Linked DNA regions of Homo sapiens: region 1 is linked to region 2. A link is a loop called in an ENCODE intact Hi-C map of the cell type or tissue named here. Cell type or tissue: CD4-positive, alpha-beta T cell. All regions are shown on one strand.

Region 1 (5,000 bases), 200 kb after region 2:
GGCTCACGCTACTGGACTGGATCCCACACCTGCCAGGCATGGAACGGCCACGGGTGTGTGTGGGAGCATAGGATCTGGCCACTGCGCACAGCCAGGGATGCTAGCTGTGGAAGGGCGGGCAGTTCCAGGTGCCGGCATGGGTGCCAGCTCCCTGCAAGGCTGTGGCTGGACCAGGCATACCATAAGCAGCTTCCATGGCTGGCACCTGGGAATGCAGTGGTGTTTGGAAGCCTGGAGACACCAGGAACTGCAGAGCCCCAAAGAGGGTGTGACAGCCCTGGCTCAGAGAGCTCCCAGGTCTGGGATCCTCAAAGGGCCGCAGCTGCTTCTCTCCTTCTTGCTGCCTGCAATGTGGCGAGCAAGGGGCAGTTTCAGCTTTATTTGTGTTACAGCTCTTTCAGCCCTGCCATTCGGTGGGTTCCAAGTTCTTGTCCTGCCATTCAGGAAGAATGAGGTACGCGGACAAGTGGTGAGTGAGGAAGGTGAAGAAGAGCTCTGTTGAGGGACAGAACAGCTCAGAGGAGACCCACACTGGGTAGTTTCTCTCCACAGGCGGGTTGTCCTGACAAATGTTTAGCTTTCAGAAGAGAGGAGACCCTAAAATGGGTAGCTCCTCTCTACAACTGGTCATCCTGTAGTCTCAAGTCTGACTGATTCCAGGGCTTTTATGGGCCTTGGAGGGGAAGAAGTGCATGTCGATTGGTTCATGGGTGGCCATGGTGGGCCTGGAAAAAGTATGCCCAAGTTTCACCTCGGGTCTGCAGGACCAGCAGCCCAGCCCCCAGGCTTTAGGCTCTCCCAGGCTTGAAGGTGGGGCTTCAACAGGGACCCACCTCCTTCCGCCCAGGAGCCTGGCTGCCTCCTGCCACCTGTTTGTGACAAGGGTGTCTGCAAGTCAGCTCCCAGCTGTCCTCAGCCCCCTCTCAGCCTCACTCCCATGCTCATCGGTGCCCAAAGTCCAGAAGAGGCCAAGATGGCAGAAGGCTGGCATGCCAGCACTGCTCCGAGTGTGTGAACACCCGCCCAGGCTGCAACAGCATCCAGGTTTGGCCCCAACCTCACACCAAGAGTGGAGCAGGAGCTGAGAGTGGGGAGAGGCCAGGAAGCAGGAGCAGACACCTCTGAGCCTGTGGGAATGGGGGCGCCTTCTCAGGACTCTGAGAATGCCGAGTTGCTCAGGTCTGCAGTCACAGTTTGGGCAGTTGCAGTTGTGCCTGGGAGGGCAGGGCTCCCACCTGCTCCCAGCCTCCAAGAGCACAGGGAGGCCCAGGTCTGCAGCTGTGCCTGGGTGGTTGCAGCTGTGCCTGGGAGGGCAGGGCTCCTGCCTGCTCCCGGCTCCCACTGGCTCCACTGAGCATGCAGCCCAGCCATGCCTCCCCTGCTGCAGCCACCCTCTTGGCAGTGGCTGCTCCAGATGGGCTGCTGCTGCCATCATTATAGTTGAAATTTGACCAAATAGATATATGGTCCATCTGAAACCAAACCACTGAAGTAGCACAAATCAGGTTATGGGATACCTTCCCTGCGTTAATCAGAGTATAGCAAAAATAAATGTATATATCAAAAGGAAATGTGAGAAAATAGTGTTAGAGAAATGTGGTTTTATTGGCTAAAATATAGAAGGAATCCTGGCGAAGTTTGAGTGAACACAGTGCAATAGGGAAAGAATGGTGTCATGAAGGAAGGACTGGCAGTCATGCAGAGCAGATTTTCTTTGATCCTCCTGTAAACAACAAAGCTTCTCAGCATTTGCTATTTCTCCCAATGAATTAGGTGAAAGTCCACTCATAATCATGAATCAGAAAGTCTCTCGCCTGCATTGTCCCAGCCACTCTATTTTATAAAATTGTTGCCTGGAAGAAACTCTGGATGGAGAACGAGTGAAATTGATTCCCTCTGGTGTTTCACAGGATAGTTTGGAATCAGTAATATTTTATCAGTTTGAGCACTAGGTTGTTCTCATGACTCTTTTCGTGTTACCCAGTAGTGTCAGGTTCCACGAAAGAAGGTAATGGGAGTAAAAGAGTTTGTAACACTTACAGTGTTCTGTGAGAAGTCATCCATAGCTGCGACACAGTGTTGTTGCCATTGGTTTTATCGTTGCCATTGCAAGAACTTAATGTCATTATTAATATTATTTGCTAATTTTTTTAGAGCACGGGCATTCCTTCACTTTCCTCTGCACAATATTCACTGCATCTGTTACTGGCTGATTTCCAGAACATATTTCATCTCTGAAGTCACATATAAAACTTGCATTGCCCAAGTCCCCTGTCTCATTGTCTCACTGTAGTCCTTCTCATCTCTACTCAGTTTCTCACCTTTGGATGATTTGCAATATTCTGCCTCAGATCTTGCCCCATCACTCACATGCTTTTGTCATGTGGAGTGATAACATGTCCTTGATCAAATCTTCCCTCTATCTGATTTCCTCTGCCTTATTAATAGAAATTTTCAAGTTTCAGAACTGTACAAGTCACCCTTCCCAGTTGTCTAAAGATAAGTATATCTATATTTCTTTAGTCATTTTAGGAGAAAGTGAAGAGAAGCACTTGCCTGAAATTATTGCCTGGAACTAGAATCTTTGCTACAGTATTTTTGCCCTTCTGCAAGAAAGAAAAATGTTATTTGAGTGAAACAAATTCTTCTATTATGGTATAATTAAAATTGTGTAAATTCTACACAGTGCCTGTAATGAAAAGTATACCAATCTTAATAATATGTGGATAATCACTTCAACTGGACAGAGGAAATTGGCTGGAGGTCATGTAGTGCTGTCTGTCTTCTCTCCCACTTGTCAGACTCTTCTTTTAAACCCAAATTGCTCTTATTTTGCTGTGTGGCATTTTGGGTTATTTTTTGCAGACAAATTTACTTTTTTAAACTGGAAGGGATATGAATTGCATCTAGGTGTTCATTTATGTGTTTGGAGCATTTATAGAAGCATAAAATTATATGTATAATAAAAGTTACAGAAGAATATGAAGAATTTCTGAAATATTTACCTAAAGAGCAGAGCATCTCTTCCTCGAGCAACTGCTATCATTTCCCTGCCATCTAGAGTGAATCTTTTATTCTCAGATTATTATTCCTCTCCTTACTCTTCCAACTTCCCTTATTATCCATATATCCCTTAAATAACACATTTTAAACCAAACTAAATGACAGCAGCTTTTATGTCACTATCACTTCTGCATATTTAGCCTTTTAAGGAGGAATACTTAACTGCTCAGTCTGCTGCGAAGGCAACCATACAAGTTTTATCCTAATCACAAAGGTGTAAAGCCCTTAGGAAACCACAATCTCCTGAAGACACCAGTACAGGAAGTGCTAGAGATCTCTTAGGCCTGTTTAGACTCAGGATTCTCTAACACTTCCTACCCTGTGTTCCTATATTTGTCCACAGCACTTCAAAGGAAAGCCCTAGTACTACTCACCTGGAGGGTTTTTAATTTTTTTTTCACATGTAACAGGGCTTTTATGTTATCTTGATTTGTGCAGGTGTGGCATCTTACTGGTTCTCTGTTTTTCTTCCCCATTGCACTGATCTCTCTTTCCACTGTCTTTTACATACTTATTTTTTCATAACCACACTTTTATTTTGCCGAGAGTGTCACTTTATCTAGAAGAAAGGTTCCTTCTGTCAGTACAGAGGCTCCACTGCAGGGCTTACAGCACTTGGTGTAGCAGAATGGTGAGGAGCTCACAGGGCAGGGAGCTACCTCCTGGGGAGGAAATGAAATCCCAACCTGTTTTGAATGCTGTTGTACAGTCATGTATTGCATAAGAACTTTTCTTTCAACAATGGACCACATATAATACAGTGGTCCCATAATATTATCATTGAGCTGAAAATTCCTATCAGTTAATAACATTGTGGGTTTCTAAATGTCATAATACTTATTTATATAAAGAGTGAAACCTCAAGAAGAGCCTCAGGTAGTCTTTTAGGAGTTACTGCTGGAGAAGGCATTGTTATCACAGGAGATGACAGCTCCATGAATGTTGTTGCCACTGAAGACCTTCCAGTGGGACAAAGTGTAGAGATAGAAGACAGTGATATTGATCCTGACCCTGTGTAGGCCTATGCTAATATGTGTGTTTGAGTCTTAGTTTTTAACAAAATTTTTAAAAAAATAACTAATTAATAACAATTTTTAAATAGAAAAAAATCATAGAATAAAGATATAAAGAAAATATTTGTGTGCAACTGTACAATGTATTGATGTTTTAAAATGAGTGCTACTATAAAAGACTCATAAACTTCTTTAAAAATTAAAAGTTTATAAAGTAGAAATGTTTTAGTAAGCTAAAGTCAATTCATTATTGAAGAAAAAGTATTTAATATAAATTTGGATAGCCTCAGTGTACAGTATCGTAAAGCCTCCAGAACTGTAGACTAATGTTTTAGACCCTCACATTCACTCACCACTCACTAACTGACTCACCCAGAATAACTTTTAGTCCTGCAAGCTTTCTCTATGGTAAGTGTCCTGTACAAATGTACAATTTTAAAATATTTAGTACAATATATTTTACTGTATCTTTATAAACATATCTATATTTAAATATGTTTAGATACACAAATACCATTGTGTTACAACTGCTTACAGTATTTAGTACAGTAACATGCTATACATGTTTGTAGTCTAGGACAGCAGTCCCCAACCTTTTTGGCACCAGGGACAGGTTTTGTGGAAGATAATTTTTCCATGCATGGGGGGTTGTGGAATGGGTTGGGGAATGGTTTTGAAATGAAACTGTTCCACTTCAGATCATCAGGTATTAGTTAGATCCCCATAAGGAGCATGAAACCTAGATCCCTTGCTTGTGAACTTTGCAATAGGATTCACGCTCCTAGGAGAATCTAATGCCACTGCTGATCGAGCAGGAGGTAGAGCTCAGGCAGTAATGCTTTCTCACCAGCCACTCACCTCCTGCTGTGTGGCCTGGTTCCTAACAGGCCACAAATCTGCACTGGTCCATGGCCCGGGGGTTGG
Region 2 (5,000 bases):
GATATATAACCAGTAATGGGATTGCTAGGTTGAATAGTAGTTATGTTTTAAGTTCTTTGAGAAATATCTGAACTGCTTTCCATGGTGGCTGAAGTAGTTTACATTCCCACCATGGAACTGAGAGTGGGAAAGTATTGTTTGCAAGTGGGTACAATGGAACATTTTGGGGATGAGCGAAGTGTTCTAAAACTTGCTGTGCTGATGGTTGCAGAGTTCAATATATTTACTAAAAATTATTAAGTCACACATATTAGGTGAAATTAATGGCTTATAAATTATATATCACTAAACTTGCCTAAAATGAATTAAAGACACGAGTAAGACAAAAATTTAAAAAACCCTTATAAAACAAACAGTACCATAAACATACATTTAAAAAATAGCAACCTGGGAAAACACTTAAAATATATATGGCATATGATAAACAAATGATATCATTAATGTATAAAATCAACAAAACATCAGAGATATCCAAGATATAAAATAGATACGGTGATTGCATAAAAATAGAATTAGCTTTGAACTCTCAGAACGGCAGCACACTTTCCAACATTGCTCTCTTTTTCACCTTTCCATCCTCTCAGTTTCTCTGCTAGGAAACCAAAATGGTATGAAGTTGGTCAATTATGTTTATCAAATCCTCTTAAGTGGTAGACCTTATTTTAGAGACTTGGGATAGAATAATGAACAAAATATAAAGAGACCATTCTTAAAAAAATTACTCAGTTATCCTTTATTGTCAATACAGATGATAGATACGTGAATTAAGATTACTTTACATCTTAATTAATGTTGTGTAAGTCAAATAGTATAGTGTTATAGGAAATCCCTGGGTGTATTGCTTTTACCAAGGTGATTGCAAAAGATCTCCATGAGAAGGTAATATTAAAATTTGGGGACAGCCTTAAAATTGGAGGGATAGGGTGGAAAATGAAGGAAATGGGGCTGCAAAAACTCTTAGTAGGGGTTGAATTTCGTTTATGTCAAGCATTTCTGAGGTTAGTGAATGCAGGGCAGGATGAAAGGGAATAAACTGGAGACAGCTTATGTGGAACATCACATGGCTTATGAGGCTATTAAGACATTTTAGTAATGAGACTGTTAAGACAGATTTTATTCTGTTTACTTTTAGAAAGTCAAAGAAAAATTATCAAAACTTTGAAAAATCTCTTGGTTACAAAATGGCTTTCTTTCCTTTCCTTTCTTATTAATTGAGATATTATTAGCTAAGCTAACATCAGGAAAAAAATATTAGGCTCTGCTGGTAATCAGTGGCATTGATTGGGAAAGGATTCAGGATTTTAGATGTTGACTTTGGTTTATAAGCTGTAAGTGTGTATGTGTGTACGTGTTTTTGTGTGTGCATATATAAGTGCACATGTGTGTGTTTATATACTTATATTTATAAAATATATACAGCAGGTCCTCAACCTCATATTGTTCAACGTTATTAAGATAGAATGTTTATGATAAAAAATATCGTCTTCAGCTGTGGCCACTGTCTTCGTGAAGTTTGAACCTTCTCCTTATCTTTGCATGGGCATTACCCAAGTACTTATATTTCCTTCCACATCCCAAAGATATGCACATTCAGTTAATTGGACGAGTGTCTAAATTGTCCCCACATGTAAGAATGTGGAAGTGTGTGAGAGTATACTCTGCAATGGGATAGTGTCCTGTCCAGGATTGGTTTCTCTTGTGTCTCGAATTGCCTGGTTAGGCTCTGGCCACCCACAATTCTGAACTGAAATAATTGGGTAAATAATCATCCTACTTGCTTTTATTTATCTTTCTTAAATATATGTATAGCTCCCATTTATTTCAGTGTTAAATATTAGAAGGCTTTCACCTTTATTTAGAAGTTTCATGATGTTTTTTGACTAGAAATATGCCGGAGTAACTTGACTCTTCTTTATATCAATCAGCCTGTAGTAAATTCGTTTCATTATACAACACTTCACTTAAAGTCACAGTTTCCAAGACCCATTGATGACACTAAGTGAGTACTTACTGTATATTTATTAGGTATATATGCAAGATTATATAATGTCATAAATACATAAGATACAAATATACACAAGATACATACATATACATAATACATGCATATGCTGTGGTGGTCACTGAGTGTCTGAGGCCGGCACATAGGTGATAAAAGAATTTACTAAGACAGTAATGAGTTTAGAAAGGCAGATTTGTTTCGAGAAAAGGGGAAAATATGTTGCAAGAGAGCAGTAGGCAAGACAGCAGAGGGAAAGCTGCCTGCAAAGAGGCAGGGGCTGGAGGAAAATTTTTTAAGGTCGTGCTGCTTAAGCTGAGTACTTGCAGACAGCATGCAGGTGGGCTGTGAGCTAGGTGCTTGTAAAAGGATGCTTAGATGCTAGTGAGCCATTTGAGGTTGACCCTGTTTCTTAGAACATTTGCTCCCCTCTACCCTGTTTCTGTTCCTGCCAGCAAAACCCATTTTTCAATTTTCTTTTAACTCCTTAGGGCTACACATTTCCCTCCTGACAGAACAACAGTGACAAATCTGTGCTATTTGGGTAGAGGTCTCATCTTCCAACTACTTTCTGCTACCCTGGGCATAGAACTGACCATTCCTAAGGTTGTTGGCTTGTCAGGGGATGCTCTGAGTCATTGTCTTGGGTTATGGTACTTAAATTGTTGGGCATAGCTGGAGGATGGGACTCAGGGAGAAGAGGATGTCCATAAGGAACTGACGTCCAGCGAAGTCTAAAGGAGAATCGTGGAGGTGTCTGGGTATCATTGGCTGATACTCTTGCATCCTTAGAAGCTTGGTGTGCAACTGCTGCATTCTGGAAGAAACAAATTTAACCAGGGTAAGTTAGAGACAGGGAGTTGGGGTATGAAATAAAACTGCCTGAAGGGGGAGCCTGGCTGCCACTTTTACTTATTTGTCAGCCCCGTTGTTCTTAATGAAGATTTCATCATTGTTCTTCTGATAGGCTTTGCAGTGAAAGATACTGCCTGTGTAGGAAGTATAATTGCCTCCAATAGGGCCATAAATTCAGGAGCATGTTTAATTAGAGTATCTTGGGCTGTTAAAAATCCTCTTTTCCAGCAAATAGCATCATGAGCATGTACTACATGAAAGCATGGGCTGAGTCTGTAAATTTTAAGCCTCATGCCTGCTCCCAATTGTAAGGCTAGAGTTAGAGCAATGAGTACTGAATTCTGGGCTGAGGTGGTGCCTGATTTTTCTATTAGGGGCTGTATTAGTCCGTTTTCACACTGCTGATAAAGTCATACCAGCGACTGGGCAATTTACAAAAGAAAGATGTTAACTGAACTTACAGTTCCGCCTGGCTGGGGAAGGTCTCACAATCATGGAAGAGGGTGAAAGACACTTCTTACATGGTGGCAGCAAGAGAGAATGAGGGAGAAGCAAAAGCAGAACCCCCTGATAAACCCATCAGAGCTCATGAGACTTATTCACTATCACGAGAATAGCATGGGAAAGACCAGCCACTATGATTCAATTACCTCCCCCTGGGTCCCTCCCACAACATGTGGGAATTCTGGGAGATAAAATTCAAGTTGAGATTTGGGTGGGGACACAGCCAAACCATATTATTCTGCCTCTGGCCCCTCCAAATCTCATGTCCTCCTATTTCAAAACCAATCATGCCTTCCCAACAGTTCCCCAAAGTCTTAACTCAATTCAGCATTAACCCAAAGTCCACAGTCCAAAGTCTCATCTGAAACAAGGCAAGTCCCTTCTGCCTATAAGCCTGTAAAATCAAAAACAGGTTAGTTACTTCCTAGATGCAATGGGGATACAGGCATTGGGTAAATATGGCCATTCCAAATGGGAGAAATTAGCCAAAACAAAGAAGTTACAGGCCCCATGCAATTCCAAAATCCAGCGGAGAAGTCAAATGTTAAAGTTTCAAATGATGTTTTTTGACTCCCCATCTTGCGTCCGGGTCATGCTGACGGAAGTGGTGGGTTTCCATGGTCCTGGGCAGCTCCACCCCTGAAGCTTTGCAGGGTACAGCCTCCCAGCTGCTTTCATGGGCTGATGTTGAGTGTCTGTGACTTTTCCAGGTGCACGGTGCAAGCTGTTGGTGGATCTAACATTCTGGGTTCAGGAGGATGGTAGGCCCCTTCTCACAGCTCCACTAGGCAGTGCACCAGTACGGACTCTGCATGGGGGCTTTGACCCCACATTTCCCTTTTGCACTGGACTAGAAGATGTTATCCATGAGGTTTCCCTACCTGCAGCAAACTTTTTCTTGGGCAACCAGGCATTTCCATACATCTTCTGAAATCTAGGCAGAGGTTCCCAAACCTCAATTCTTGGTTTCTGTGCACCTGCAGGCTCAACACCACATGGAAGCTCCCAAGGCTTGGGGCTTCCACCCTTTGAAGCCACAGCCCAAGCTGTACATTGGCCCCTTTCAGACATGGTTGGAGCAGCTGGGACACAGGGCATCAAGTTCCTAGGATGCCCATAGCACAGGGACCCTGGGCCTGGTCCACGAAACCAATTTTTCCTCCTGGGCCTCCTGGCCTGTGATGGGAGAGGCTGCTGTGAAGCTCTCTGACATGGCCTGGAGACATTTCCCCATGGTCTTGGGGATTAACATTAGGCTCCTTACTACTTACGCAAATTTCTACAGCCGGCTTGAATTTCTCCCCAGAAAAATGGGTTTTTCTTTTCTACTGCATCATCAGGCTACAAATTTTCTGAACTTTTATGCTCTGTTCCCCTTTTAAAATGGAATGCTTTTAACAGTACCCAGATCACCTCTTGAATGTTTGCTGCTTAGAAATTTCTTCTACCAGATACCCTAAATAATCTCTCTCAATTTCATAATTCCACAGATCTCTAGGGGAGGGGCAAAATGCCACCAGTCTCTTTGCTAAATCATAACAAGAGTCACTTTTGCTCCAGTTCCCAACAAGTTCCTCATCTCCATCTGAGACTACCTCAGCCTGGATTTATTGTCCATATCACTATAAGCATTTTGGGCAAA

Evidence for each region. Hi-C counts contacts between places; a loop is a spot of excess contacts. Peaks named below come from ENCODE experiments on the same cell type or tissue, not always from the same donor. Only the 100,000 strongest peaks of a DNase experiment are listed, where the experiment ranks them.
Region 1: it touches region 2 in a loop (5-fold over the local background); 2 of 110 quality-filtered maps call a loop at or near these places.

The regions. Positions count from the first base shown.
Region 1 is chr9:31,320,600-31,325,599 of GRCh38, forward strand. No RefSeq gene overlaps it. Among named protein-coding and RNA genes, the nearest start is that of LINC01243, 58 kb to the right of the region's middle. In CD4-positive, alpha-beta T cell, no CTCF peak of the experiment used is centred here; no DNase peak of the experiment used is centred here; H3K27ac peaks cover 1,637 bases.
Region 2 is chr9:31,117,197-31,122,196 of GRCh38, forward strand. LOC105376009 (a long non-coding RNA gene) reads right to left here. Exons shown (of 3, transcript XR_929539.2): 3 at 1,858-2,816. Among named protein-coding and RNA genes, the nearest start is that of LINC01243, 260 kb to the right of the region's middle. In CD4-positive, alpha-beta T cell, a CTCF peak has its summit at 2,899 (motif pointing right); a DNase peak (open chromatin) is centred at 2,895.